Linked DNA regions of Homo sapiens: all the other regions are linked to region 2. Evidence: chromatin loops called from intact Hi-C (ENCODE). Cell type or tissue: Caco-2. All regions are shown on one strand. Links, peaks and the distances in the headings refer to the core of each region. The heading gives the core; the rest is flanking DNA. Region 1 holds the start of GATA5 (GATA binding protein 5). Region 2 has its middle 13 kb from the start of LINC02970. Region 3 holds the start of RBBP8NL (RBBP8 N-terminal like).

Region 1 (9,048 bases), core at 3,951-8,950, 140 kb after region 2:
ATCGTCCCCGGAGATGGACAGCACCGCCCTCCTCCAGGGTCACAGACCTAGGCACAGAGCACGGAGTGGCTCCCCCAGGGTCCCAGAGCCCAAGAGGCAGGGCTGGGCTTGACCCCAGGTGGCCCCCAAGGGTCCCGCACATCTCACAGCCACTCCAAGGTGACACCCCACTGCCTGCTCAAAACTGCTCTGTGCAGCCCCCAAGCAATGGATGGCACCTGCAGGCAGGTATCCTGTGGTGTTGGGGGCAGCAGCTTCAGGCCGGGTCTCCAGCCACCCTCTCCAGAGGACCTGGGGGTCCTGCTGCCTGCAAAGTGCCCTGGAACACAAAGGCCCTGCTTGGTCCATCTGCCTCCACCTGCCCAGACCCTGGGCCTTCGGGACATCGCTCAGGACCGCTCTGGCCCCTCAGCATCAAGGTGTCAGTAGGCCTGGCCCCAGCTCCTGATCACTGGGAATGCCTGCCCTTTGCTCCACTCAACCAGGCCTCCACCTGCCATGGAGAAGTTTCCGTAAGGCCAGACCCGCCCACAGGTGGAGCGTTAGACATTCTTTTGCCCTCCGGGACCCTCACTGGGCACTGAGTCAGGGACTCAGAAGATGCAGGAAGGGCTCTCGTGGCCCATCTGGAGGTCAGTGCCCCAGCTGGCTGCCCACCTACGTGACCAGGCCACTCCAGGCTACTCACCCTCCCACCCTGAGCCTGACGAGGGTGAGGAGTGACGGCCAGACTGGGGCACGGGAACAGGCAGCAACGCGGCTGCTCCCACCGAGCACGGCAGCCATCGTCGCGTGGAAAAACAGCACCTTCCAGGCCTCTGTGAGCACACGTGCCCATGGGCGTACACGTAGAGGCATGTGTGCGAGTGTGTGGGTGCATCTGGATGTACACACGTAAGTACACACAGGTTTGTCATGAGCACTGGGTGGGTGCATAGGAATGTGTGTAGGTGTGCATGTGCACATGTATGTGCATTAAGTGTGGGGGCACAGAGGTATGCATGCATGTGAGCACGGGCCTGCATGTGTGCACATATATGAGCATATGCATGTGTGTGCACAGGTGTATGTGTGTGGCTGCACACAGGTGTGCATGTACAAGCTCAGCCCTTGCTATCCCCACTCCTTCGTTGCTGAAGGAGAGTGGCTTTCCCTCTTTGCTCAGGCCCAGCCAATGTGTGTCTGTTGCAGATCCTCAGAGCTTGGAGCCATGGCTGGCTCTAAGGTGCCTCTGCGTTCTCACTCCCTCAGACAGGTTTTTGCATAATCCGCAGGGCAGCTTCAGCCAGACCCTAGAAAAACGTTATTTCCCTTTTCAGATTATCTCTTTGAATCATCCATGAAATATTTCAGTCTCTATTATCAATGAGCTTTGTTCATGGTGGAAAATACAGAAATGCAAAAAAAGTTAAAGGATGAAAATAAAAGGCTTGCATCGTCCCAGCCCCTCAACTATCCTTTTTTTCTCTATACTTTTGGATGCTTTCCGAAGCCTTTTAACTCCCCTGGATTCACATCTCAGGTCCCCTCCCGCCCGCAGAGTGGGGCTGACTCTTTGACACTCACCAAAAGCTGAACATTGGGCAGACATAACTGGAATGTGACAAACTCTGCTCCTGGCCAGGAAACCCCACTGTCCTACTCAGAGGCGGACAGACGGCTGCAGGGCTCCTGGGCAGGAAGCGGCAATGCAGCCCACAGGCAGGCTGGGCACTCCCAGCTCCTCCACGCTGCTCCTCTGTGGACAGCCCAGCGCAGGACAGGTCCCCTTGACAGGGCTCCAAGACTGTCAGTGGCAGACGTCTCCAGGAAGACAGGAGAGAAAGAGGAACATGGGGTCAGGAGGCTGCGGGCTCCCCAGGCTCCTCTATGCGGGGGTTAGGAGCAGAGAAGGAATGAAGGAGCGGGCAGGCCAGAGGAGGGAGGGAGGGGAGGAGTGGAGAGATGTTGTTAAAGACGAGAGCAAAAGAGAAAGCAAAGGCGAGAATGCAGGGGGTGGGGGGTCCCAGGCACCAGCAAAGCCCTCCCCCAGCTGCCTGGGCCAGGCTATGAGCCTCCAGCCACCCGCTGGCTCTAAGAGTCTCGAGAGTAAATCCCGCCCCCACATCCTAAGGAGGTGGCGTTGCTGAGGTGGTGGCCGGGCTCCCGCAGACGGGGCCACAGTCTAGTCGTGCCCAGCCCAGCCCAGCTGACACCTCCCCCGGTCCCCGCATCTAGACCTGAAAGTGAGTTGAGTGCAGGCCCCATCATAAACGGCCACCCCACCGCACAGGGCCAAGGTCATCACCAGCCCTGTTTGCATCCCCAGGTAAGTCTGTCATGTGGGAGACCGAGGGTGCCGAGGGGGTGTGACAATGGGTGTCGCCAACTGCAGGGACACCAAAGCAGCTCACTAAGATGCCCTGCAGGCCCCTTGGCTTGCAGCCCTAACAGCCCAAACCTGCTTCCCCTCCCTGCCCCACGGAGGGCACGCCTGCGGTGGGTGGGGTTATCCCAGCACATGGCAGGACGTTTGAGAACGCTGCAGTCACGGGGACCTTGAGTGCAATGACCTCCTCCCCGAAAACAAACTCGCTTTGAGCTCCTCCCAGAAGACCCCCTGAGCAGTCCTCGGGGATCTGGCGGCGAGTGCCTGCCCTGCCGAATGCGGAGCCCGCGTTGCGAGGGGCTTTGAAAACAGATTCGGTTACACAGGCGATGTGGCCGAGAGCTGTTTTCCTTTCCCGCTCCCTTTTCTTGGCAGCCAGTTTGGGCCCGGCCGGCCGGGTCACCTACAGTGCAGGCTGTTTCCAAGGCCCAGCATCTTCCGTTGGCAGGACCTGGCTGCCACCTCTAACACGAAGCCTGCACAGAGGTCGGAGATGGTGCTGGTGGATGCGGGGTGCTGAGCTCTGTCCCCACCCCACAGACCCTCTGAGGGCTGCAGGCGCCTTAGACAAAAGGAACACCCACAGAGCAGGCGCCAGAAGGAGCTGACAGGAGGCTGCGGGGCCCACAGAGCAGCACTCAAGAGGCACGCAGCTGGGTTCAAATGCCAACTCCGCCCCTGCCCAGCTGTGGCCCGGGGACAGGTCACTTCTGTCCTGGCCTTGGCTTCTTCACCATGAAACGACACGGGAATCACCCACCTCACAGGACAGCTGTGAGCTTTCAAATGTCAGCTTGCTGGGCTGAGCCAGGCGCACAGGATGCTCCAGAAATGCCCAGACTGGAGTCAGGCAGAGGGGGGACACTGCCAACCTGTCCTTGCCCCTGGAGACTGACCCAGAGTGGCAACAGCCAAAGGGGCGGTGAGCCTGGCCTGCCCTTGGGCTATTGAGCTCAAAGGTTCCGCAGAAGGGGACACACACTGTGTCCAAAATGAATTCTTATACCCGTATGGTGCCCCCAGGCTCCCCAACCCCACCCAGTTGGGACCACCCCCAAGGCACCCACCTCCCGGGCCCCCCTCACCATTGATGAGCTCTGCAGTCCTTGGCCTTCGGGCGAATGGAGCCCCCTGTGTAGGAGAAGCCCTGGAATGCTACCCTGTGGGTCCCAAGGGGTGGCGAGGTCCTGAGGGTGCTGTGGGCCCAGTGGGCTCAGCTGATGCCCCGGGCCCCACAGCCCTGCCAGGGTGGAGACTGGGGGGAGGGGCAGTGCTGAAGGTGGGGAGAGGGCCATGAACTGGCTTTTCTCCCACTCTGGGGGCCCGGGGCATGCGGTTTACCTGAAATAACCAAGGAGAAAACAGACCTCCGCCCTGCGCTGACTGCCCTGCACTGACCACCCTGCTGGAAGCAGGCCTGCCCCTCCCTCTAACCTCCTGCCCGTCAGACCACAGGGAGCAGCACAAGGCCTCCCCCTTCCAGGCCCCAGCACAGCCCCCAGGCCTCCTTCCCTGCCCTGGGGTCTCTGGGGCCTTTCCCCACAACTTCTCATGGCCTCCCCACTTGCAGGGAGGGACAAGAGCCAAGGAACCCCAGGACTGGGATTGATAGGGGTCATCCCAGCCCCCTCCTCAGGCAACTCTGACAGCCCCCTTCTCAGAGGCACCCTCCCCCTGGCTGGACAGAGGGTGGCCTCGCCGGAGCTCAAAGCCTCAAGTGGGACCATCCCCGGTGCCCACATGTGGAGCATCCAGCACCTGCAGGCAGCGTACAAGGCGAGGACCCACCTGCCAGGGCTGCTCCTCAAGGGGGCCCTGCCCAGGACTGCTTCTGGGAAGGGCCCTCCCTGGGGCCGTTCCTGGGCAGAGAACAAGGCCCCTGGGGGAGGCCATGTACCCAGGACTCCACCCACAGGGGCCGTGTCTGAGGCGTCTCCTGGGAGCTGGTCCTTATCCTCCTGAACAATGAGACTGTTTTCTTTCCCTTGATAAGTATGTCTGAGTTAAGGGTTCCCAAGCTGGGGGCGGGCAGGATGGGGGTTATGTGGGCACTGCTAGGAAAATGACAGCAGGAAACGAAACCCAGAGCCTGATGGTTTGAGCCTTCCTCCCCCAACCCCAATGCCAGCCCCCCCAACACCTGCCCCCTCTCACCCCAGCCCCACCCAAACACCTGCCCCCTCTCACCCCAGCCACCCCCCAACACCTGCCCCCTCTCACCCCAGCCACCCCCCAACACCTGCCCCCTCTCAGCCCAGCCGCACCCCAGGCCACTCAGGCCCCCAGAAGCCCCTCACAGCCCAGGACTCATGGAACTTAACTCTGTATGGTCACCAGGGGGTTAACATGCCCACCCTCTTATCTCACTGGGGGTGGGGTCCCCGCCTTAGAGGTGTGTCTTCCCAGGCCAGCCATGGCAGGTCCCTGGGTCCCAGTGAACCAGGGAAGCCTTCAGGAGAGAGGGGTCACCCATGGCAGGGCCAGAAATTCCTTCCTGGTCTTTGTCACTTCCCCTGGCTCCCCGGCTCTCAGGGCCCTGGGCACACAGCTCAGAGCCTCCATCCCTGCACTGGGTTTTATCTCAGACAGCATTAGCCCAATGCCTGCTGCATGCCCATCCCGGGTCAGACGCCCTTAGTACCCAGTCCCACTAATGCCTCCCCAAAGCCACCGTGAGAGGCAGGCACTATCATCACCCCCACCTTACAGAAGAAGCAGCTCACCCAAGGCCACACAGCCCGGAGATGCCAACGCTGAGTCCCAAAGTTCTGACTGTGCCCGCTCGATGCCCTGACCCGCTGTTCCTGAAGCTGTTCTCCTGACTCAGCTTCTGCTAAGGTGACAAGACGGAGGCACACAGCCATCTGACCACACCGCACAATGAGGCACCAGGAAGGGGAGAGCAACGTAGGGGAAGGGACAGGAAGGGACCTGCAAGACGGGCCTTGAAGGATGTGTAGGAGTTTGGCAAGAAGAGAAGAGGGCAAAGGGCCCATTCAGGAAGCAGCATGGGCGGGGTCCAGGGGAGAAGAGGGCTTGCTGCTGGGTGGGGTAGCCTGGTGGACTGGGTCACCTGGCTCAGGGGCCACCTCCTTCCTGAGGGGCCCAGAGCACCGGGAGTGGAGAGCTGCACGGAAGCATGGTTCGTGGGGATCGAGGACGTCGGGGGCACCTGGGTTTTGAGGTTTGAGCCGAGACTCCTCACTTTTTGGCTCAAGTAGAAACAGGTCTGAGAGGGGGTCCAGATACTGTCACAGACAACCCCCACGGATGGGTGCCCACCCCCACCAGTCACTGTGGAGGCAGCTGGATCCACGTGGAAAACACGCCACCAGTGGCTTCTGCTGCTGCTGCAGAGCAGGTGAGCTTGTGACTCGCCTAGCAGGGCACCAAGTGACCAGAACAGCCCCGGACCCCCAGCCCTGTCCTGCCTTGTGTGGGGCGCCGCCTCGGAGGAGCCTTCGAAGGGTAAATTTTCCCTTCCCCGCCCTTCATGGAGGCCCAGGGTTTAATACAAATGTCCATTGTAGATATTTATTAACTCAAGAAAGCAACCAACCACTATCACTCAGAGACTCCCTTCTTTGTTTTAATTGGCTTGTTTAATTGCTAGCTGTGTGGCCTGGGGCAGGTTAGCTCACCTCTCTGCGCTCCATTTCTCCATCTGTATATAGGAATGATAATGTGATCTGTTGCATAAGACTGATGTGAGGACTAAATGGAAATGTCAGGACAAAGCACAGCACCCGGGCAATGTTGGTGTTTCCTATTCAAGAACTTTACAGATTTTATTGCAAGTAAAAAGCACGAATCCCTCCCCGATTCGTCCTGCAGGGTCCCAGGTTTGCTGTGGTTCTTTTCTTGTTCTCTAGACTTTTCTTGGGGTTAGCGGTGGCTCAGCCCCCAGCAGGTCACAAGTGTCCCTTTTTACTTCTCTTCGTTCTTGGTGCTCATGAGGGCTCGGTAACCCGGGCTTTGAGGGCAGAGGGGTCAGAGCTTGGGTCCAACCAGCTTTGCTGCGCTAGAGCCCTCTGCAGCCGCTTGGACTGCACTGCGCCCTCTCGCCCGCACCGAGGCCCCGGCACCTCTCCACCCCTTCGTGGAGTGCACTGCCATCCACAGACAAAGTCTGCACGTGTGGGGTCAAAGAGAGACCCTCGCGGAGACCCAGAGTGCCGGGAGAGCAGAAGGCAGGGGAGTCCACACAGGGCAAGCAGCAACCAGGCTTCTGAGGACAGGAAAGGAGGGAGCATCTGGTGGGAAGCTGGCGAGGAGGGGCTGGGAGCTGGTAAAGGGGTAACGGAAGGTCGCCTAGCTCCCTACCCCAATGGCAGCCGACCCCCACCCCAGCCTGCCGCGCTGCACCCTCTCCTGCACAGGCCTGAACCTGCTGCGGAACCGTCTGTGGGGTCCCAAGTCCACCACAGACCAGGGGCTTCAGCCTGCTGCCTTCCCAGACGCAGGGACCCTGGACGCCTCCACAAGCACCCTGAATCCTTATCTGCTGTGGGCGAAGAGGAAAGGCCAGGAATAAGGGCGCATGTGGGGCACCCCAGCTCTTCCCAGACGGACAGCGCCGGCTGTCCAGACCCCCGTGGGGGGGATCCAGTGACACCCACCCCGACGGCCCCACATCGCCGCCTTCCTGCCTTCCCAGGTCTTCACCCTTCACCAGCGTCCTCTCCGAGCCCTGACTGACAGGAGTTGAGGGCCCGTTTCTGCAAGGAAGAACTTTCATGCGGTGGCTCCCGCCTGTAATCCCAGCACTTTGGGAGGCTGAGGCGGGCGGATCATCTGAGGTCAGGAGCTCGATGAGACCAGCCTGACCAACATGGTGAAACCCCGTCTCTACTAAAAATACAAAAATTAGCCGGGTGTGGTGGCGGGTGCCTGTAGTCCTAGCTACTCAGGAAGCTGAGGCAGGAGAATCGCTTGAACCTGGGAGGCGGTGAGCTGAGATCGCGCCGCTGCACTCCAGCCTGGGAGACAGAGCGAGACTCCGCAAAAGGAAGGAAGGGAGGGAGGGAGGGAGGGAGGGAGGGAGGGAGGAAAGAAAGAAAGAAAGAAAGAAAGAAAGAAAGAAAGAAAGAAAGAAAGAAAGGAAGGAAGGAAGGAAGGAAGGAAGGAAGGAAGAAAGAAAAAAGAACTTTCATGGCCACCACGCCTGGGTCCACCCGGTGTGCTCCGAGAAAGAAAGAAAGAAAGAAAGAAAGAAAAGAAAGAAAGAAAGAAAGAAAGAAAGAAAGAAAGAAAGAAGGAAGGAAGGAAGGAAGGAAGGAAGGAAGGAAGGAAGGAAAGAAAGAAAGAAAGAAAGAAAGGAAGGAAGAAAGAAAAAAGAACTTTCATGGCCGCCAAGCCTGGGTCCACCCGGTGTGCTCCGAGAAAGAAAAAAGAAAGAAAGAAAGAAAAGAAAGAAAGAAAGAAAGAAAGAAAGAAAGAAAGAAAGAAAGAAAGAAAGAAAGAAAGAAAAAAAGAAAAAAAGAACTTTCATGGCCGCCAAGCCTGGGTCCACCCGGTGTGCTCCGAGCCCGCCGTTCCGTTTCCCGCAACCTGCGGAGCTGCTCCGCGGCAGCGGCGCCTCCATGCAGCCCTCACCGGGAGTGCGAGCGGGACACGGTTCCCTGACCTGGGTCGCCTCCTACCCACACGCATTTCTGGCGCCTGGAGGAAACTCTTCCCGAGTCCCCGAGAGCCGGCTGAGAGCCCCACCGGGGTTGGGGCCTTCGAGCCTGGCACCCAGATCGGGCCTTAGAGGCTGGACCCTGCCCACCTCCCACTGGGACCCCGAGCCTTGTGGCCCCGCTTGCTCAGAAACCGAGGAAATCGCGGGGCTCCCGCCAGTGCACCCCGTCCCAGTCCAGCGACCCGAGCCGGCCGTCCCTATGGAAGCCGGTTCCCTGCACCGAGCCCCGGGTGCGGCCACGCAACGAGGGGGCCCACGGGGTTCCACCGCCGCGTGTCCATCGGTGAGCGGGGCCGGGATCACCGACTCAGCCACCAGACACGGAGCCCGTCTTTAGGCCAGCCTTCGGCGGGGGCCGGGGCAGGGAGGCAGAGGGCTCGGGACTCGCACAAACTTGGAGAAGTCTCTGCGCCCGACTCCCCGGGGCCCACGAAGCCCTCGGCCCGCCCGTCTAGCTGCACTGGTCCGGGCTCCGCGCTGGCCGCCCCGTGTCGTGCGTCCTTGTCGCCAAGCCCCGCGAGCAGGGCCTGCCAGGGTCACGTGGCTCTACGGCCGGAGCCCCAGCGCTGACCCTGCGGGGAAGAAGGGGCGGGCGCGGGGAGGGAAGGGGCGGCGCGGCGGGGGCGGGCCGGGGCGGCGCGGAGGGGGCTGCGGAGCCTCAGCGGCCCGGGCTTCCAGTCTTCGGCCCGCCGGTCGCCGACCCACCGCCACCGCCGTGCCCTGCCGCCCTCCCTGCCCGCTGGTGAGTGCTCCAGCCCGGGCTGCAGCCGCGCGCCCCTCCCCACCCGGCCCCTCCCAGCGCGGCGGGGCCCCGCTCTCCAGGCCCTGCGTCCTGCGGCCGCGCCAGGCCCGTCCTTCCCAGGCCCCCACCGAGCTCACCCCGGGGACCTCCGAAGCCCGGTCGGGGAGGAGGTGGGCTCGGCGTTGTGACTGCCCCGGGGATGACGCGCTGGCCTCTCCCATCCCCGCGGTTCCTCTCCCTCGGGTTCGGGGACCC
Region 2 (9,675 bases), core at 1,567-6,566:
TAGTAGGAGGGCATCGGGGTGGGGAGGCGGACCGTGTGGGTGATGCCAGGCTGGCCGGCGGGGATCGGGGTGCGCAGGACCTGCCAGGCTGCGACCCCAGGGCAGCGGAGGCACGGGAGGGGTGGAGGGGGAGGCACGGGAGGGGTGGAGGGGGAGGCACGGGAGGGGTGGAGGGGGAGGCACGGGAGGGGTGGGGGAGGCACGGGAGGGGTGGAGGGGGAGGCACGGGAGGGGTGGGGGGAGGCATGGGAGGAGTGGAGGGGGAGGCACGGGAGGGGTGGGGGAGGCACGGGAGGGTAGGGGAGGCACAGGAGGGGTGAGGGAGGCACCGGAGGGGTGGGGGCACAGGGTCTGCCTCTTGCACTTGAGTGCTCTTCCCCCCACCCCCAGGCCTGGACGTGGGCGGTGACGGCTTTTGCATGGGTCCTCCGGGCAGCAGGCAGGGCTTGCACAGGGGTATGGGGCTTGGGAGGGGCATGGTGCTGCCATCTGTCCAGAAGAGGGGTCTAGGGCGAGCAGAGCCCCCCGCCCCCCGAGTGCTAACAGCCTCCTGGGGAGGAGACTCTGTGCCCACAAGGGCCTGGACGCCTGGGCTCAGTCAAGTCCGCCCCTCATGGTGGGGCTTCCCAGGCTCTTGTGCCCTCGGTGTGCAGTGCCCACCTGATCCTTCGCTCGCCCAACCTCAGAGCCCCTGCTTCTCCCACAGACACTGATAACACTCATCTCGTGGCTGTCAACCCAGAAGGGATGCCTGCAGGTGGGGGCCAGCAATGAGGCCTTCGAAACCCCAATGCCATGACTCTGTGGGGGATTTGGCACAGAGGGTTTTATTGTATTGTCTTAAAAATTTAAAACCAATACCCATTTCCATTATTAAAAACTTTCAAGTTTGTTTGAAACAATTTGGGTGACAATATACTTTTTTACTCTACATTTTATTAAATCTAAATACAATCAAGGATTTCTGATAAAAATTTAGTGTCTGATTGAGATGGTCTATAAGTGTAAAACAAACACTAGATTTTAAAGACTTAGTAGAAAAAAGGGAGAGTAAAATCACTCTTTAATAATTCTTTAGGCCAGGCATGGTGGGTCATGCCTGTGATTCCAGCACTCTGGGAGGCCAAGGCAGGTGGATCACCTGAGGTCAGGAGTTCGAAACCAGCCTGGCCAACATGGCGAAACCCCATCTCTACTAAAAATACAAAAATTAGCTGGGCATGGGGTGGCACACGCCTGCAATCCCAGCTACTCGGGAGGCTGAGGCAGGAGAATCACTTGAACCCGGGAGGCAGAGGTTGCAGTGAGCCGAGATTGCGCCACTGTGCCCCAGCGTGGGTGACAGAGCGAGACTCCATCCCTCAAAATAATAATTCTTTGTATTGATTATCCAAGTGATAATATTATGGCTCTATTGGATTTAAATAAAAATAGTATTGGCTGGGTGCCGTGGCTCATGCCTGTAATCCCAGCACTTTGGGAGGCCGAGGCGGGCGGATCACCTGAGGTTGGGAATTCGAGACCAGCCTGACCAGCATGGAGAAACCCTGTCTCTACTAAAAATACAAAATTAGCTGGGCGTGGTGGCGCATACCTGTAATCCCAGCTACTTGGGAGGCTGAGGCAGGAGAATAGCTTGAACCTGGGAGCTAAAGTTTGCAGTGAACCGAGATTGTGCCATTACACTGCAGCTGGGGCAACAAGAGCGAAACTCCGTATCAAAAAATAAATAAATAAATAAAAAAGTATTAAAATTAATCTCATTTGTTTATTTTCCCTTTTGTCAGTATGGCTGCCAGCACAGGTAAACTTACATGCGTGGCTTTGCTACATTTTTACTGGACTCTGCTCTTCTAGATGCTCAGAACTCTTCGAAGCCTGCAGGTTTGAACACACCACCTAGCAGAAGCTCGGAAAGGGCGGCTTGCAGCCACACAGCTCCGCAGCTCCATTATCTGGTGCCCAGCAGGGGAGGGGGTGTGGCGTGTGAGTGGGCATGAGCGTGCACAGGTTTGTCGGCGTGTGTGTCTCTGTTTGGGGGGACTGTGTGTGGGTGTCCATGTCACTCTTCTGAGGCAGGGACAGTCTGGGCCGTGGTTCCTAGGATGGGACCAGAGGCCTCTCATCTCGCGCCGAAGAAACCCTGCAGATGAACAATCTGGTCTGGCATTTCAGAGACAGAGTGGCCCATCCCCCGACTGGCCCAGCATTTTGGGGATAGAGTGGGCTGTCTCCACTGACCCCCCGCTTTGTGGAAGGAAGCTCTGCTCACCAGCCAGGGGGCAAGAGGAGACGCTGCTCCCCGTGCAGAACCGGGGGCTGCTTTAGGTTCTTGGGTAGTGGGGCCCAGCCTGGAAGCTTCCTCTTTCTCTGGCCCCACAGTCAGCCCACACAGGATGGAGCCTTCAGGGAGGTCCCTGGTGGTCCTCCAGCCCTGGTGAGTCAGGAGCGTTGGGCGGGAAGGTCGGTCTGTGTGGCTGACCTGACACCTCCACCTGGGTGCATTTACCCGGGGGAGAGAATTCCTCCCCTCAGAGCCCCGGGGAGGGGCTGGGCTCTGGGGTTGCTGGCTGCTCCTGGCCTTAGCTGCCCGTGTCAAATGCCACATCCTGGGACCTCGTGATCTCAAAATTACTCAGACCTGGGACCCCCTTGTACAGGAAACGGCAGGTCATGTGGGGTCACCGGGGTTTCACAGTGAACTGTCATGGGGAACCAGAGTGGAAATATTTGCAAAGCCATCATTCTTTTCTTAGACAAAATCTCCCATCTTCTGCATGGGTGGGGCAGTTTTCCAAGGCATGACCTACGGATGTGGAGGGGGTTGGGGTTGTGACCTTTGGCTGGGGGCAGGTGGGGGTCAGGTGTGAGGCCAGACCTAGGCCTGGCCTCGAGTCTCTGCCCTATGCCATCTGTAAAATGGGCCCACGGATCCCTCCAGCCTCCTGGTCTCTGGGGGAGAAACAGACGAACCCTGTGGGGCTCTCAGGGCTGGCCGTGCAGGAGACAGGTCCTAGTGGGGCACAAACAGGAAGCCTGCCTGGGGTAGTGTCGGCTGAGGAGCCGCCACCCCTTCCTCCTCGTGTCTCACAGTGGGCCTGGCAGGCCGATTCGGGGCCTTCCCGGAGCTGCAGAGCCCTGGCATTGCTGAGTCACATCCGAGAACAGGAGGGTGGAGAACTCCCAGGCGGGGACAAGTGTCCTCAGGGTCTGCTGTCCCGCTGTGTGCCCGGAATGGCCTGACCCACCCACCTCCGGCTTCTCTCCCGGTTGTCACGTGAGACTGTGAGACCCCAAGGAGGCGCCAATGGCTTTTATTTCATCAAAATCTCGTGGATTTCAAGAAAGCAGAAGACCTGGGCCACTGTGGGTGTCACCCCTCCGGGTGCCCAAATTGGCTTTTCCTGGAGCCCCTTCCAGCGCCTCAGCTGGGCTCTGGAGTGACACGCAGAGTCACAGGTGCCCCAGGCTCACATCTTCATTGCTCAGTGATGTCTTGGCCCCAGGCAAGGCTGGGCCCCTAGGTGGCCTTGGGGCAGGGGACCCCACTGACCTCACTGACCACTGCCTCCTGGGATCATCCCAGTATGTGCTGGTGACTTCTGCATATGCTGCGGGCATTTTTCTATGCATAGACATATTATATTTTTGAAAATATAAGAAGGAATAAAAGGAAACACTCACCCAGATCCAGATCTCTGTAACTGCTGCATAAGCTGCCCCAGGCACTGTGGGGGCCCACCTGGTTCCTGCTGCCCATGAGGGAAGGAGGTCACCTGCAGGCCCACCTGGCCATTTGTCAGTCTTGGGGGCAGAAAGCCAACACCCTCGGGGTCTCATGAGAGCAGGGAGGGCCTCTAGCAAAGCCGCAGCTGACCACGGCCACACTTGTGTCCCTCGGGGCTGGCTGGGATCCGCAGCCACTGCGTTGCCCCATGGGAGGGAAAGACTCTTGCGGGCCCCGCTCCAGGGACGATGTCTCCATAACTCGGTGTAACTGGGAACCATTGAATCAGAGCACTTCTTTTTAAACGGTTTTCAGTCATGCTTGAGGGAAGGAGCCTGTTCTTCCACCGGTAGGTACAGCTGCCAAAGCTGACATCTCAGGGTCTTTTTTTAAAAAGTCTTTCTCGTAACTCTAATCAGTTCTGCATGCAGGAAGTCCAATTGGGCCTCACGTCACCACCAAATGCGTGGGGTTCCGGGAGGCACAGAGGCCCCAACAGCCCAATCCCTGCGTGGGGTCCACTCCTCTCCCTGCGGGTGTGGACCTGTGAAGTCCCCGGGGCCTTCCCACTGGCCTCCCAGGCAGTGCCTCTCCTGGCCATGAGAGGGCAGCCTCGCCCCTGCTGAGCCCAGGCACCCAGCGACCCCAGCTGGAATCTGCTGCTGTGTGGATGTCCGTCGGCCCCTGCTGGGAGCCCTCCTGGGACTCCTCGGAAACCAGCATCTCTGAGGAGGAACAGGAAGGTCTCTGATGAGCTATAGTCCCCACGGCCCTTGATGGGCACCCTGAGCAGGGTGGAGCAGCGGGGTGGATAGATTTGGGATCCCAGAACACTAAGGTGCAGGGAAGCTCAACTTCAGCATCTACCTGCAAGCTCCAGGTGCAGAGGTCAGAGGAGGCCCCCAGCACACGGGTAGGGGAGGCCCAGGTGCCTCTAATCAGTTCTGCATGCAGGAAGTCCAACTGGGCCTCACATCGCCACCAAATGCATGGGGATTACAGACGTGTGCCACCACGCCCTGCTAATTTTTGTATTTTTAGTAGAGACAGAGTTTTGCCATGTTGGCCAAGCTGGTCTCAAACTCCTGACCTCGGGTGATCTGCCTGCCTCAGCCTCCCAAAGTGCTGGGATTACAGGCTTCAGCCACCACCGCGCCTGGCCGGAAATACATTTTCTTTCCTTTTAAAAAACCAACACAAGTTCATTATAGAAGTTTAGAAAATAAGAATAAGTCAAGAGGCTGGAATAAAAGTTGCTTCTAATCCCACAGACCCTGAAAGATGGGGGCACTGGTTACCCAGGTGAATGAACAGCCTTACCACCATTTGAAACCATGACAGCATGTTTAGATTCTACTCATCACTTTGCCCCCTACCCACCAAAGGCCAGGACCCCTAACCCAGGAGGGCAGGAGAAGGGGGACTCCCTGACCAACTGGAATCTTGGGGGTAAGGGGCAAATGAAAGCATTGTTCATGCCTTTCAGAATGGGGACCCCTCCTCACTCTTACCCACCACGATCCCCAAGAGATCCAAGCCCAGCCCCAGGCAACGTGCCGGGTCGGCTGGTCGGTCTCTACTCTGCAGCCCCCATGATGTGACAGCGACCTGAGCCCGCACAGTGCTCAACATGTGATCGAGTGAAAGATCATAAAACACGCACCACGTTGGCTCATTTGACAGACATGTGCAGCATGAACATTATAAACACACTGGCGTGATGCAGATTCATGGCCTACACAGACAACAACATGCAGGAACATGTACACAGACAACAACACACAGAAACAACATGTACACAGACAACAACATGCAGAAACATGTACACAGACAACAACACACAGAAACAACATGTACACAGACAACGACACACCAAAACATGTACATGGACAACAACACACAGAAACACGTACATGCAACCGCTACCACCACCCACCATCTGAACTTTCATCATCCCAAACGGAGGCTCTGTCCCCATGAAACAGCAACTCCCTGCCACTCCTACCCCCACTCTACTTTCTGTCTCTACGCGTGTGGCCACTCTAGGAACCTCGTACGAGTGGAGGCACGCAGGACCTGTCTTTCTGTGTCTGCTTATTTCACTCAGCACAGTGTCCTCCGGGGCCGTGCAGTTCGTAGCCGGTGTTAGCAGTCCCTTCTTTTTTAAGGCTGAGTAATATTCCGTTGTGTGAATAGACCACATTTTGTTCATCCACCGAGGGGCGCTTGGTGGCTTCTACCTTTGGGCTACTGTGACTAAGGCTACTGGGAACACAGGTGTACAAGTGCAGAGCCAGCTTTCAGGTCTTCGGCCACATACCCGGTTTCCAGAAGCGGCACTGCTGAATCCCAAGGTGATTCTACTTTTGATTTTTGAGGACGTGCCACGCCGTTTGCCAGTTTGGCCTGTTCTGTGCTTCCGCTGGGCAGAGTCACTCAGTTCGCGTCGTGCGTGCCAGGCTGTCTCACGAGACGTTAGGTTGCGAGATGCATCCAGGTTGTTGAGCACAGCTGAGGCTGCTCCTTCACGGGGCCATAGTGCATGGCAGATCCCACAGTGTATTTACTCACACGAAATGGTTGGCAGGCGTCTGGGCTGCTTTCAGCTTGAGATAATTATGACCGGGCGCTGTCAACTCTCTAGCACACACATTTTGGGAACGACGTATGTGCTTCTGATGGACTCGGTGGTGCAGGGCGTGCACGTGCCTCAGCTGGATGTTCATAATCTCCATCCAAGCCAAATGCTCTTGGAAAGAGGCCGTGTCTGCTTGGTTGTATGCAGTAACAATAACAAGGTTAACAATGGCCACGCGCATTTATCGGACGCTTCCTTCGTGAGCGGTGACCCTATGATAACTCGTATGAACCTCACACCAGACACTACCATGTCCCACATTCGAGATTAGGATAAAACAATGAGGAGCCGTGGCTGCCCGGGTCCCATCGCCAGTGAGCGTAGAGCTCGCACTCAAACGCAGGCAGACGCCAGCAACTGCTGCACACAGTCTTCCTCCACGTCTGAAAGGTGGCTGAGCGAGGCCGGCCACGCTCCTGCACCTCTCCGTCACTCGCACGACCTTTTTAACAAATCAGTTTTAGCTGAAAAAAAAAATGGTGATGGCAGCTGCCCCTGCCACCCTGCTGCTTCTGCCTCCTCCGCTGCACCCAGGGCTCACTGGGTCTGGTGGCCACTGGCAGAGCGTGCAGCCTTCCCCGGGCTCTGCACTTGCTTGTGAGTCCCAGGATACCCCTCCCACAGGATGCTTCGAAATTACTGTGGAGAGCGATCCACGGGACAAAATCAGTGGGGATGGAAGGTGGTGAGTCAGCATGTTAGATAAGAAACTGACCCGCTTCTCTAGTAATCTCTTCTGATTGACAGCAAGAAAGTTCACATGGTCCCTCAGTTCCCCAGAGAGTGTTTTTGGGGAGAACCAGGACTCGCATGCCCTTCATCACCTACTTCTTTAATTCTTCACCTTCTTTCTTACAGAATAGTACACACGTGATGTTCACCATTTGTGCAACTCTCTTTTATTCTACGTGTCAGCCTAGCCTGGACACCATTCCATGTCAGTGAATAACATGTCAATGAATATTCTACAACACTTTCAGTGGCTGCGTGCCTTTCTACCATGATTTATTTAACTTTTGAGACCGTTTCCAGCTTTTCGTATTATATGTAATGACTGTTCTTCCATGCAAATTTTTGTGCAGAGACTCATCCTCTTAGGACACATTTTAATGAGTTTTATTGGGATTGGGTACATTGTTCCAGAATGCACCATTGCCCCCACCCCCATCCCCAAGAAGATGTGCCCATTTATTTCTGCTAGCAGGTATTTTCCCAATTCTTAGGCCAGAATTGGTTTTACAATTTAAAATGGTATTTGCTAGTTTGACAGAAGATAAATTGAATATCACGGATGCTTTCATTGCATTTCTTTGATTCAAGAGAAGTCAGGCATTTGTCATAAGCTTATTGGTTAGAGTGTAATTGGCAAATATGCCTGTTCACGTCTTTTGCCCATTTTTCTAGGGGTGGGCTTGTCTTTTAAAAACTATATTGCTTTATGAGAACACAATTAACTCTTTGTCTGTAATGTCTATTGAAAATATGTTCTCTTAGTTTGCCATTTGCTTTTAATTTTGGTTTATGGTATCTCTAACTATACAGATGCTTTTAATTTTCATGTAGTCAAATATATCAATCTTTTCCTTTGTGATGCTTGGAAAGGCCTCACTCATTTCAGGGCCATAAAATGATCTATATTCATTCCAGTTATTAAACTGTCAGTAGATTTAGGTACGTGGTGACATAAGACTTCTCATCTCCACTTCAAATAGCTCATTTCAATAATTGGTCGAGTGAGTAGAGATCACAGATGGAATATAATTATATGGTTTGAAAATGGATAGAAGTGGATATTTCCTGTATATTTCCAAGGAACTCCCCTCATACAAACTTGTGAGTCTCCTGTCCGTGGGGAGGACTGTTTTTCCTCTATCAGTCACCTCTCCGTCCACTGGGACATGACTTCCTGAGGCCTGGGGCCAGTTTCAACCACTGCTGACCCCGGAGTACAGACTCCTGATCTTGCTGAGGATCTGCTGGACAAGCAAAAGTGATACCCAGGGAATATTACTCAGCCACAAAAAAAGAATAAAATCCTGTCATTTGCAGCAACACAGATGGAACTGGAGGCCATTATGTTAAGTGAAATAAGCCAGGCACACAAGGACAAATATCGCACCCTCTTACTCACACATGGGAGTGAAAAAAAGCGGGTCTTGCTGAGGCAGAGAGAAGACTGATGCTTACCAGAGGCTGGGAAGGGGAGGGGAAGGGGAGATGAAGAGAGGCTGATTCACGAGGGCAAACACCCAGTTCGATAGAAGAGAGAGGACCCAATGTTTGACAGATCACTAGGGTGACTATAATTACAATCAGCTATTGTCTATTTCAAAATAACTAGGAGAGAATCATTCTAAATTGGACAAATATTTAAGCTGATGGATATCCCAATTACACTGATTTAACCTTTACAAATTACATGACTGGATTAAATTATCACACGTACCCTGAAAATGTGTACATCTATTATGTATCAAAGATTTTTAATTAAAAAATTTAAAAAGCACAGAGAGAGTGTCCCCTAGATATGGGGGGTGCAGGTGTGATGATTCCTTTGGGAGACACCCCGTGCTTGTGTCTGCTCATGTTGCGTTTGGACGTCAGCACGCGAGGGGCCTGGGGTAGGGTGGGTGTCCCAGGGAGGATCTCCGACGAGGCTGCCCAAGGCCCCCTGTGCCTGGAGGTGCTGTTGAGGGGAGCGTACCTCTTCACTGCTCACAGCACACGGGCAATAGAGAGAAGATCTGACTTGTGGAATTTCATCAATCACGACTATTTTAGTTTCAAGGGTTGAAAATTGATTAAAGCTGGAGCCATCATGCATCGTATGGATCCAGGAGGCCCATCTCTCCTCTCTCTCAGGCGTGCTCCCTCCCAGACCCGCGTGTCAGCAGTTTTCCGGGAAAGCAATCTTTTTATGTGTAGCATTGCCGCGGTGGATTACTGTAATGACGCTGTCTGGCTGGTCTGCGGGCAGCTGCCAGCCTGGTGGGGCGGGAGCTGGAAGGAGGGCATCTGCAGGCCCCTCCGCCTGTGCTCTGCGACTCGGGCTGGGAATTCGGGAGTTCGTTCTCCCTCCTGAGCTCCTTCAGGGAGGCGGTGGTCCTTCCAGGGCCTCTTAGTTGGACGGCCGCTCAACCTGCCCATTTTCCCACCTGAACTGTTGATCTCGCCAGTATTTCTCCGTGTGTTTGGCCTAGGTTTGCACTGGCATTTGACACGCCCAGGGACAGGGGGCCTTTGAAAAAGATATTTTCTCCTTAATGGACATTTCACCCAAAATGATTCCCTGTCAAGGGCTCCACCTTTG
Region 3 (9,675 bases), core at 2,768-7,767, 190 kb after region 2:
TATTTCATGGAAATCTCACCTTAGTAATAAGCATCTTAAACCCTGAGCAAAGCCTTGGCAGATCCTCACCCTGGGTGTGCCCGTGTCCCAGGGGTCCTCACGCAGGCACAATGGGGCAAGAGAGAGCTGCAAAGAGCCCTCAGGCCCCGAATTCCCCACTGACTCCAGCACAGAGCACAGCCGTGGGTAAGGGGCACAGCCAGCGAAGAAAAGGGATCAGTCCATCCCTCGCCCACAGGCGCATTCACCCAGGTCAATCCATCCCTCGTCCACAGACGCTCATCAGCGCCTGCTGCACGCAGATTCCAGGGTGGAAGGAGCTGGTCCCTGGGTCTGGGGGACTCGGCCCCACATGTGGTTGCATGGCTCAGGCCAGGACCTCGCCCCTGACACCCCAGGCATCCATGGTGCCATCCACGGTGCCATCCACGGTGCCTTCCACTGCCCCTTCACTTGCTCCTTTTCCAAGGGTCATTCAAGCCGATCTGTCACATAAAAATTTAAACCTGCACCAGAGGAAATTGTCATCCGACAAGGAGCATGTGGCAAGCCAGGAGGATTTCCTTCTGGAAAGGGCTTGGGTGAGACCGAGTCCTCTGGGTGTCCCCATCCACGCTCCCTGATCATGCCCCAAAACAGGAGGGCCTGGGCTTCCTGGAGGCCCTGTTCCTGCCATGTGTCCCACTGCCGAGCCATGCAACTGTTTGGACAACCCCAATGCCCTCGTCCTCTATCTCGGCTTTCCAAACCCTTCCCAAGGAGGAAGCTTCTAACTGAGCCGAAGGTTCACACAGAGGCTGCCAGAGCTGGCCAAGTTCATCAAAGCCAGGCGGCCCCTCCCCCGCCATGTCCCCATCCAGGACTCTGGCTCGGGCGGTGACGGATACTTCAGTCTCCCTTCCCACATCCTCATCATTTAACTTTCTTTTAGGCCATAAAATTCTGACTTTTAATATTTTCAACTCTAGTTTCTCATAAAACAACAATATTAGTATTTCTTTAAAGACACATAGACCATTAATGTATCTTTATGATGTGCGTGGGATCTGTGATGTATGGACCGTGCCTCCCCGACACCAGGCTCCTGGCCACAAGGCACAGGTTATGACATCTCGATCTGACACAGTCTCCGTGTGCTGCAGGACGACGCGGTTTTATTATCTGTGACGTGCCAGCAGACAGCCCAGCTCAGTCCGGGGATCGCTCCCATCACAGACACCTCCTTGTCCCTGCTCCGGCCTGCCCTCCAAAATCACGGATCAAGTTATCCCGACCGACAGAGATTTATGGTCCCATTTTACTCTCGTTAAATTCCCACAGCTCAAGGAAGCTGAGGCCACTCCGTGCAGACGCCCGGTCTGGGAGCGCTGCCACAACTGTTTCTAGCCAGGGAACAAAGTCAGCAGAGAGGAAGTCCAGAAGCACTGGCCAGGCTCGAGGTGGCCATCGCTGCCCCGTGGCAGCCCCTGCCAGCCTGAGCCATCATCCCTCCTCTGTCCGGCCCGTCTGCCAAGGCTGGCACTGCCCTGGAAAATGGTGACAAAATAAGAACCATCTCAGGAGTGTCGCTAGGACCCTCAGTGAGTGGCACAGCCCTGGGCCCTGGCACAGAACCCCTCTCATTTAACCCACACCCTCCAGGAGAGAGGCACCAAGGCAGCCCCACTGTCTCAAAAAGGAAGCTGAGGTCAGAGGTCAAAATGGCCCGGGGTACCCGCTGGTTCACCCCCAGGCACCTCTGCCCCCTCCCCGGAGCCTCCACCCCACACATCCCAGGCAAGAGCCCAACCAGGACTTGGCCTGGGAAGACCCCTCCCAGCCATCCCCCCAGTTCCACACACAGGGTCCCCATTCCACAGGTACCCTCATTTTCATAATATTTAACAAAGGTATAGGAACAAATAGTTTAGCCAGAGTAAAAGGCTTCTGTCGGCTCTTTAGGAAACACAGCCCTCCCCTAAACCACTCCCCAGTTCTCACCAAGCAGGGCCCATCCCGTCTCAGCCCAGAGGAACCTTTAGGCTTTGCCTCTTAGCACTTGAGTTTTCTGGGTAAGACACAACCCACCAGGGCCAGGCACGGTGGCTCACACCTGTAATCCCAGCACTTTGGGAGGCCGAGGCGGGAGGATCGCTTGAGCCCAGGAGTTCAAAATCAGCTTGGGCAGAAAAGAGAGACCCCCATCTCTACAAAACATTTTTAAAAATTTAGCCAAGCATGGTGGCGTGTACCTATGGTCCCAGCTACTCAGGAGGCTGAGGTAGGAAGATAACTTGAGCCCAGGGGTTCAAGGCTGCAGCAAGCTATGGTCTTACCACTGCACTTCAGCCTGAGCAACAGAGCAAGACCCTGCCTCAGAGAAAAAGAAAGGAAGAAATGTTTATGAAGTACCACCATATGCCAGGGGCCAAGACAGCAATGAACGGGCAAACACTTCCTGTCTCAAGAAGGTAGCACCCTGAAGACCCCTGAGCCAATACACAGTTTCTACCCAAGACTTGCATCTTACAGGCCTGTTGGGAAAAGGCCTGACCTACCTACAGTCATGGAGGGCTTCCCTGCAGAGGGGTGCTTGGATGCCCAAGAGCTGGCTGGGAGAGGGAGGGGAGCAGCCACAGGGGACTCCAGTCCGTTGGGGATCTGTGGGCCGGTCCAGGAGGGATCAGACCCTAAGGCTCTGAGGAGGCTGATGGCTGTCCTCACCTCGGTGGCAGATGAAGGTCTCAGGGAGGGGTCCACTCACCCCAGCCTGGGCCCCGTGTGCTGCTGTGTCCTATCTTTAGAGCAATCTGATGAGGCGGAGGCATAGGCAAACCCTTACAGGACAGAGGCCGGAGACGGGCACCATGCCCAGGTCTCCCTACCAGGCCCATTCTCCGGCCACACCTTGGGACCCTGGAGCCGATTCCACCCCACACTCTCACAGCCCCAAGAGTAAGGGACTCGCCTGCCTCACCCTAATCCTGTCTTTATATAAAACTTGGTTATTTGGTTCATTGTGAATTTTTCCCATTAATTTAGACTTCTTAAAAATACTACAGTGGCTGGGCGCGGTGGCTCACACCTGTAATCCCAACACTTTAGGAGGCCAAGGCAGGTAGATTACCTGAGGTCAGGAGTTCAAGACCAGCCTGACTAATATGGTGAAACGCCGTCTCTACTAAAAATACAAAAATTAGCTGGGCGTGGTAGCGCATGCCTATAGTCTTAGCTACTCCGGAGGCTGAGACAGGAGAATCACTTGAATCCTGGAGGCAGAGGTTGCAGTAAGCCGAGATCGTGCCACTGCACTCCAGCCTGGGCAACAAGAGCGAAACTCTGTCTCAAAAAAGTAAACGAAAGTTAAACTTAGGGTTACCATAAGCCCCATCAATTGCACTCCTAGATACACACCCAAGAGGACTGAGGACAAGTGTTCAACCAAAATCTCGCACACGCATGTTCACAGCAGGACTATTCACACCAGTGGAAATGTGAGACCACCAAGTGTCCGTCAGTTGATGACTGTGGTCCAGCCGTGCACTGGAATATTATTCAGCTTCAGCCAGGAACAGGAGCGAGACCCAGCTGAATCTTCGAAATATCGTGCTCAGAGAAACAGGCCAGACACGAAGAGCCAAATGCTGTTTGATTCTATTTTTATGAAATGTCCAGAATAAGCAAATCCATAGAGACAGTGACTGCTGCCAGGTACAAGGCTTTCTTGGAGGTGATGAAAATGTTTTGGAATCCGATCACGATGATGGCGGCACAAACTTGTGAATGTACGAATGACACGGAGCGGTTCACCTTAAGAGGGCTGACACTCAGGCAGGTGCTTACATAGAGAAGCATCCAGCAGGAAGCATGCTCACCCCAAGCAGCGGCTCACCTGGGGAGGGGATGAGACGCGACAATAAAAGGAGACTTTGGTCTTATTTGTCATGTTTAGTGCTTCGCAGGAGGGGGCAGGGGGCATCCTTGCAGTTCTTGTATTAGCAAAAAGTAATTTTTAAAAGAGGGTGCCTACGTTATCTTAAGTGAAACAACTCGGACAGAAAGACAAATACTGCAGGTTCTCACTCACAAGGCGAAGCTAAGTCACGTGTGCTCATGGAGCAGAGTGTGGACAGACGGACAACGGGGCCTCGCAGGGTGGAGGGAAGGGAGGATGGGTGGCTGCTCGGGGGTGCCGTGTGCATTGCACCCTCGACCGATGCACAGAAGGCCCTGACTTCACACAGTACAACGTCTCAATGCAGCATCATCGTACTTAAACCCCATGAAGCTATACAAATAAAAATCATGAGAACATAAAATAGGGTGACTAGCAGTGAGACCATGTGGAGGAAAGACGGGGGGCTTGATCCTTCCCCCCACCAAGAAAGCCTCCGCCCTCCCAAGTGCCCAGGCAGGGCCCACATCTGCACCCCTCCTGCCCAGTGCAGCCTGGCCCCATGGGCACACAGCACCCGCCATCAGGATGCCCCCCAGCCGGGCCAGCAAGGGCTTGTCTGCAGGGAGGGTGGGGATGGGCCCCGGTTGTCACAGAAGGCAGTCCCATTCCTGCAGGGCCGTGCTAATAGGTGACCCATTTATCTGGGGGCCAGGGCTGCAGGGCTGGCCTGACCTGGCCACTGCACTGGCCACCCCACCCTTTATCTATCGCTCCAGTAACACAAATACCAGGCAGCAGGGCCGGCTTTTAAAGGTGCGTTTTACAGCGAGATGCCTTTGAAGCTTATCTCCCACCCCTCCCAGCTCAGAGATAAAAGGCTGCCTCACCTCTGGGGTGGGGCATTGGGCCCCCATCTGGCCTAGGAAGCAGGTGTAGGGGGCCATGAAGAGCCCTCTTGGTCCCTCACCCCAGGCCCAGCAGCCCCAGCCCCTCAGGTGCAGGTGGGGGTGGCTGCCAGGGCTGGGAGGCCACACACACACTTGGGGCCTCATTCCTCAGCTGTATAATGGGGCGATGGAGCAGCCCCCACGCTGAAACCTGGCCACGGTTTGCCAGCAGCGTGTTGAGGCCTTGCTGCCTCATTCTGCAATGCTTCCTGCGAGCCCGGACGCCGGTGCCTGGGTGTCCATCACACCCCCCAGCTCCTGGCTGATCAGGATTCAACAGACATCGGCTGAATGAATGAACAGGTGAGTGGTACCAGGAGAGGAACCCCTTTCACCCTCATCAGCCCTGCAAGGGACAAGTAAACTGAGACTCAGACAGTGCCCTCTGTGTGCCCGATTCTCACAGCCAAAAGCCCCGTAAATGTGTGAGTCACGTTCTTGGCCATCCATGTGCCCAGAGCCTGGACAGGGCCTGGTGGGCAGCCAGGAAATGGGTCTTGGATGGTTGCATGAATGAACAAAGGGGCACACAAACCCACGGCTGCAGAAGGACGCCGACCTCCAGCGACATTCGACCTCCTCCTCCTCTCCCAGCCTTCCCTCCTTCTCTGCCCACAGTGCAGGTGCAGTGCCAGGGGGCCGACGATGTTGCCTGGAGTTCAGGGTAGGAGGCTGCTGGCCTGGGGTTGCCACCTTCTCCCTGGGGACCCAGCCACAGGCACAACCTGCACGGGCACCTCTGTCCTGTATCACCAAGGCCTGGACATGGCGGGGTGGGGTCCCTGGCCAATGAGCCAGGGCAGGCAGGCACGAAAACTGGCTCAGTCCAGGAGGTCGCTTGGCTTTGCTCAGGGAGGAACTCAAGGTCGAGCCGGTGGTGTTAGACAGCAGCTTTGATTGAAACAGCCATGCATGGCAGATGCAGAGGGACCCCTCCTTGTGAGGCAGGGCTCCCCACAGGCAGTGAGCCCAGAGCTCACATTCATACCTGGAGGCTGCAAGTTCAAAATCAAGGCACCAACTTGTTCCACGTCCGGAGAGGACTCACTTCCCGGTTCATAGACGGCACCATCTCGGGTCCTCACATGGTGGAAGGGGCAAGGGACCTCCCTGGAGCCGCTTGTAGAAGGACACTGATCCCCCAGCAGAGCTGCAGCCTCACGAACTTGCCATCTCCCAGAAGCCCCGCCTCCTAACATCATTGCCTGGGGCGTTAGGATTTCAACGAGAATCTGGGGTAGACACAAAAAACATCCAGACCACAGCACAAAGCAGCTACACATGTCCACGCACACATGTGCACACACACACGTGCAACACATGCACACACAGGCACACACATGTAAGACATGCACACACATTCGTATCCCCACACACACACACACACACACGTGCACACAGTCCCCACACAGGCACACACAAAACACACGCCAGCAGCAAGCAGACCCCACTCACAAAGGGCCCAGCCAGGAACAGGGAGGTGGCCGGAGGAGGGGCCTCCACGAAGTTCCCAGGCCAGCCAGAGCTGGAGTGGCCCATGCTGACCACAACCCCCTCCCAAGAGCCTGGTCCTGAGTGGGAGGGCATCGTGGGGCCAGAGATGACCCAGCCCTCATCCCAAACCCAGAGCTGGCCACCAGCCACCAGCAGGGGCCCTGCCAGGGAGCAGGAAGTCCGTCCTCCCCTCGCGGCAGCGGCTACAGGCCAGGCTCCCAGGCTTCCTCCTCTGAGCCCCGTGCATTCCTGGGGTACTCGGGTGCGCTGGGGATCATGGCCCCAAGGACTCGGGAACCCCCGCTCTGCTTCCGTGCAGAGCTAAGACAGGCTGAGGATGAGGCAGAGGCGGAGGTGGAGGCGGGGAGGAGGGAGTGGGGAGGGGTCGTGGGTAGGACACAGGGGGCAAGGCATGAGGGGGTCAGGGCTGTACCCCGCAGCCACAGTGTTGCTGTCCAGGGAACACACACGAGACCACAGTGTGAGGCTGCTCCAGCACCTGGGCCGTGCCACCCGGGGCCAGGCCAGCCCCCAGCCTATTTGCCCCCCTGGGCTCCACCTGGCCGGGGGCACCCAGCCTACCTGGAGACTGGAGAAGCCCACTCACAAGCACTCACAGACCCCGGGCAGACTGCGCAGACCAGAGGCCCAGCATGCGCCCAGTCCCCCTCAAGCAGAAGGCCTGCTTCCCCAGGCAGGGCGGGGCAGGCTGGGCGGGTCGCTTCCCATAGCAGCTGCTGGATTTCTGTCCACTGGGTTCTGGCAGGGACAGCTCTTGAGCTTATTATCCCCAATTTACAGACAGGGAAACCGAGGCCAGAAAGGGGACTGTCACCTACCTATGGTCAGCCCACGGTGAGCTGAGCTGTGAACAGCAGGAAGGACCACTCTGTGTCAGAGGCCCTACCACCTGTCCCGAGGTGGCGAGACAGCACATTTGCTCACTCCCACCTGCAGCCCCCGACCCAGGCACCCCTGCAAGCCCCCCACCCTTCCCCGCCCGGGCCCTCCGTGTCACAGGCACCAAACTGGATTCTCAGTGCTAACCAGCTTGGCTCCTGCAGCCCAGCCTCACAGTGATTATGAGGAAACAATCCCAACTCTATGTGGCTTCAGACCCAACCTGTCCGGCCACTTTCTGCGAGATGGCAGAACCCGCCTGGCGGCTCAGGGCAGTCTCTGCCTCCTTTCTGCTCCTGGCTGGGAGAATCGAAAACCTGTCAAGCGGGTTTGGCCAAAATCCTGTCTTGTTGCCTGTGCAGGTTCACAGCCCGCTCACTTCTCTCTCCCTGTGAAGAGCGTGGGGGACTCCGCGCAGAGGTCGACAGAGGTTGAGGCAGGGCCAGGAGCCATGTGAGTACCCGGGACCCCGGGGCCAGGCCACCCAAGTAGCCGGGTGAGCTGGGATCCCTGGCTGGGGTGCTCACCAGGGAGGCTGGAGGCCCAGCTTGGACTCCTGCGAGGAGAGCCGCGGGGGTGGGTGGGACTGGACGTCTTCCCTAAGGGGTGGCACAAGGCTGCTCCTGGTCCAGGGACCTAGCAACGGAGAGAGCTCAGTGGGCGTTCCTGGCAGGAGCTGGGTGCAAAGAGGCCAGGCCTAGTCTGGCACCAGGGCCCAGGAAGTGTCCATGGTCTGCTGAGGGGCTTGGGGCATCAGGGACAGGCTGGTGGCCTCGCCCTCCACCCTGGGCCTGTCCCGCCCCACCATCCAGGTTCACAAGAGGATAAGCGGGCGCAGCCACAGGGGTGAGGGTGGTGCAGGGGTGCAGCACCCGCAGCTGGGCACTGAGCAGGGGACTCCTCTGCCGCTGTGTCTGTGGGGAAGCAGCCACAAAGGCGGGCCTTGCTCAACCCCCTCCCCCACGGGCCAGGCCTCAGGGAGCCAGCCGGCAGGGCAGGAGAGCAGCCCGGCCCACCTCCACCTCCGGGAGGGAGTCAGGTTGCAGGGCTGCTGTGCCTGAGCTGCAGGGACACCTCGGCTGGCTCCTCTGTTTATGTGTACACACGAGTGCACGGGCGCACGCGCGTGTGGGGTACACGAGTGCATGTGCACACACAACATGCGTGTGCAGCTGTCCCGGGGGCCCTGCGGCGGTGTGTGCACAGGAGCCTGGGTCAGGGCTCACCACCAACATCTGTTCTACAGTCACAGAAACTGAGGCACGGCCAGACAAGCGACCTGGCCGAAGTCTCCATGGGAGAGGCTTTGCCCATTACCACAGAGGGTGGGAGGAGACTCTGAGGCCATGTCCAGGTCCAAATCTTGCTCCACCTGCTCATCTCTGATCTGCTTCAAGCCTCAGTGTCCAAACCTGTAGAATGAGACAATCAGCACTTCCTCCAAGGCCAGGTGGGCCCCGGCCACATGCATGTGCCCAACCTAGCTATGCAGTGGGTGTTCCACAGGGGCAGCCAGGAGGTGGACAGGGGCAGGGGAATCCCTTGGGGAGAAGCGGGTCAAGGTGCAGAGGGCACCACTCTGAGCTTGGCTTCCTCAGCAAAGCTGCAGGATGGTTTCAGTGCCCATGCAAGTGGGAAAAAGCCTGGTGTGGTGCTTGACACAGAACAGTATGTGATCAACAGCAGCCACTGCCACTGCCACTGCTAATGCCACTGCCACTGCCGCTGCCGCTGCTTCCACTGCCACTGTCACCACTGCCACTGCTACTGCTACCACTGCCACTGCCACTGCTAATGCCACTGCCACTGCCGCTGCCGCTGCTACTTCCACTGCCACTGTCACCACTGCCACTGCTACTGCTACCACTGCCACTGCCACTGCTAATGCCACTGCCGCTGCCACTGCCACTGCCACTCCCACTGCCACTGCTACTGCCACTGCCACTGCTATGCCACTCCCACTGCCACTGCTACTGCTACTGTCACTGCCACTGCTATGCCACTGCCACTGCTATGCCACTGCCACTGCCACTGCTACTGCTGTGGCCATCACCGTTGCTCCTGGATAGGTGGGCAGTCAGTCAGATGGACATACAGACAGCCCAGGCCTCAGAGACGGAGGGTACCAGTGTCCAGCTCCGCACTCCTGCCCCAAAGAGCCTGCTGGGGGTCGGTGGCTGGGGTGGAGAGCAGCCGGCCTGGCAGACGTCCTTGGAGCACTGGTGCCCAGGCGGCTTCTCTGGTTGAGTGCCCTCGGAGAGGCGGGGAGCCCAGTGATGCCCCGGATGCCTCCTGCTCAGACAGCAGAGGAGCTCAGGGGGCCCGGCCTCCCAGAGGACAGGGTAAGAACAGGCATCACTGTGGGTTTTGGCACTCGGCCGGACAATGTCCAGTCCTGCCAGGGCCACAGCTGGGCCTGTGATTCCCTGGCCTGTGTGTGGGAGGCAGGTGGCATCT

Evidence for each region. A loop is a pair of places that touch in the nucleus more often than their neighbours do. Peaks named below come from ENCODE experiments on the same cell type or tissue, not always from the same donor. Only the 100,000 strongest peaks of a DNase experiment are listed, where the experiment ranks them.
Region 1: a loop joins it to region 2, with 16 times the contacts of the local background. A loop is called at or near these places in 2 of 110 quality-filtered maps.
Region 3: it touches region 2 in a loop (5-fold over the local background); 5 of 110 quality-filtered maps call a loop at or near these places.

Annotation. Positions count from the first base shown.
Region 1 is chr20:62,475,675-62,484,722 of GRCh38, reverse strand. It overlaps GATA5 (GATA binding protein 5), which reads left to right and starts at 8,728. Exons shown (of 7, transcript NM_080473.5): 1 at 8,728-8,793. It overlaps LOC105372711 (a long non-coding RNA gene), which reads right to left and starts at 4,271. Exons shown (of 4, transcript XR_007067706.1): 1 at 3,454-4,271; 2 at 1,567-1,803. RefSeq lists an enhancer at 1-199. In Caco-2, for the core only: a CTCF peak has its summit at 6,411; DNase peaks (open chromatin) are centred at 4,250, 4,758 and 6,401.
Region 2 is chr20:62,611,685-62,621,359 of GRCh38, reverse strand. No RefSeq gene overlaps it. Among named protein-coding and RNA genes, the nearest start is that of LINC02970, 13 kb to the right of the region's middle. RefSeq lists enhancers at 2,689-2,738, 4,406-4,555. In Caco-2, for the core only: CTCF peaks have their summits at 4,109 and 4,321 (motif pointing right); a DNase peak (open chromatin) is centred at 4,349.
Region 3 is chr20:62,425,456-62,435,130 of GRCh38, reverse strand. RBBP8NL (RBBP8 N-terminal like) reads left to right here and starts at 7,592. Exons shown (of 14, transcript NM_080833.3): 1 at 7,592-7,671. It overlaps LOC105372710 (a long non-coding RNA gene), which reads right to left and starts at 7,301. Exons shown (of 4, transcript NR_187662.1): 1 at 7,158-7,301; 2 at 5,813-6,056; 3 at 4,067-4,267; 4 at 3,622-3,871. RefSeq lists a silencer at 8,084-8,378 and an enhancer at 7,993-8,752. In Caco-2, for the core only: a CTCF peak has its summit at 7,511; DNase peaks (open chromatin) are centred at 3,890, 4,650, 5,999 and 7,490; H3K4me3 peaks cover 1,677 bases.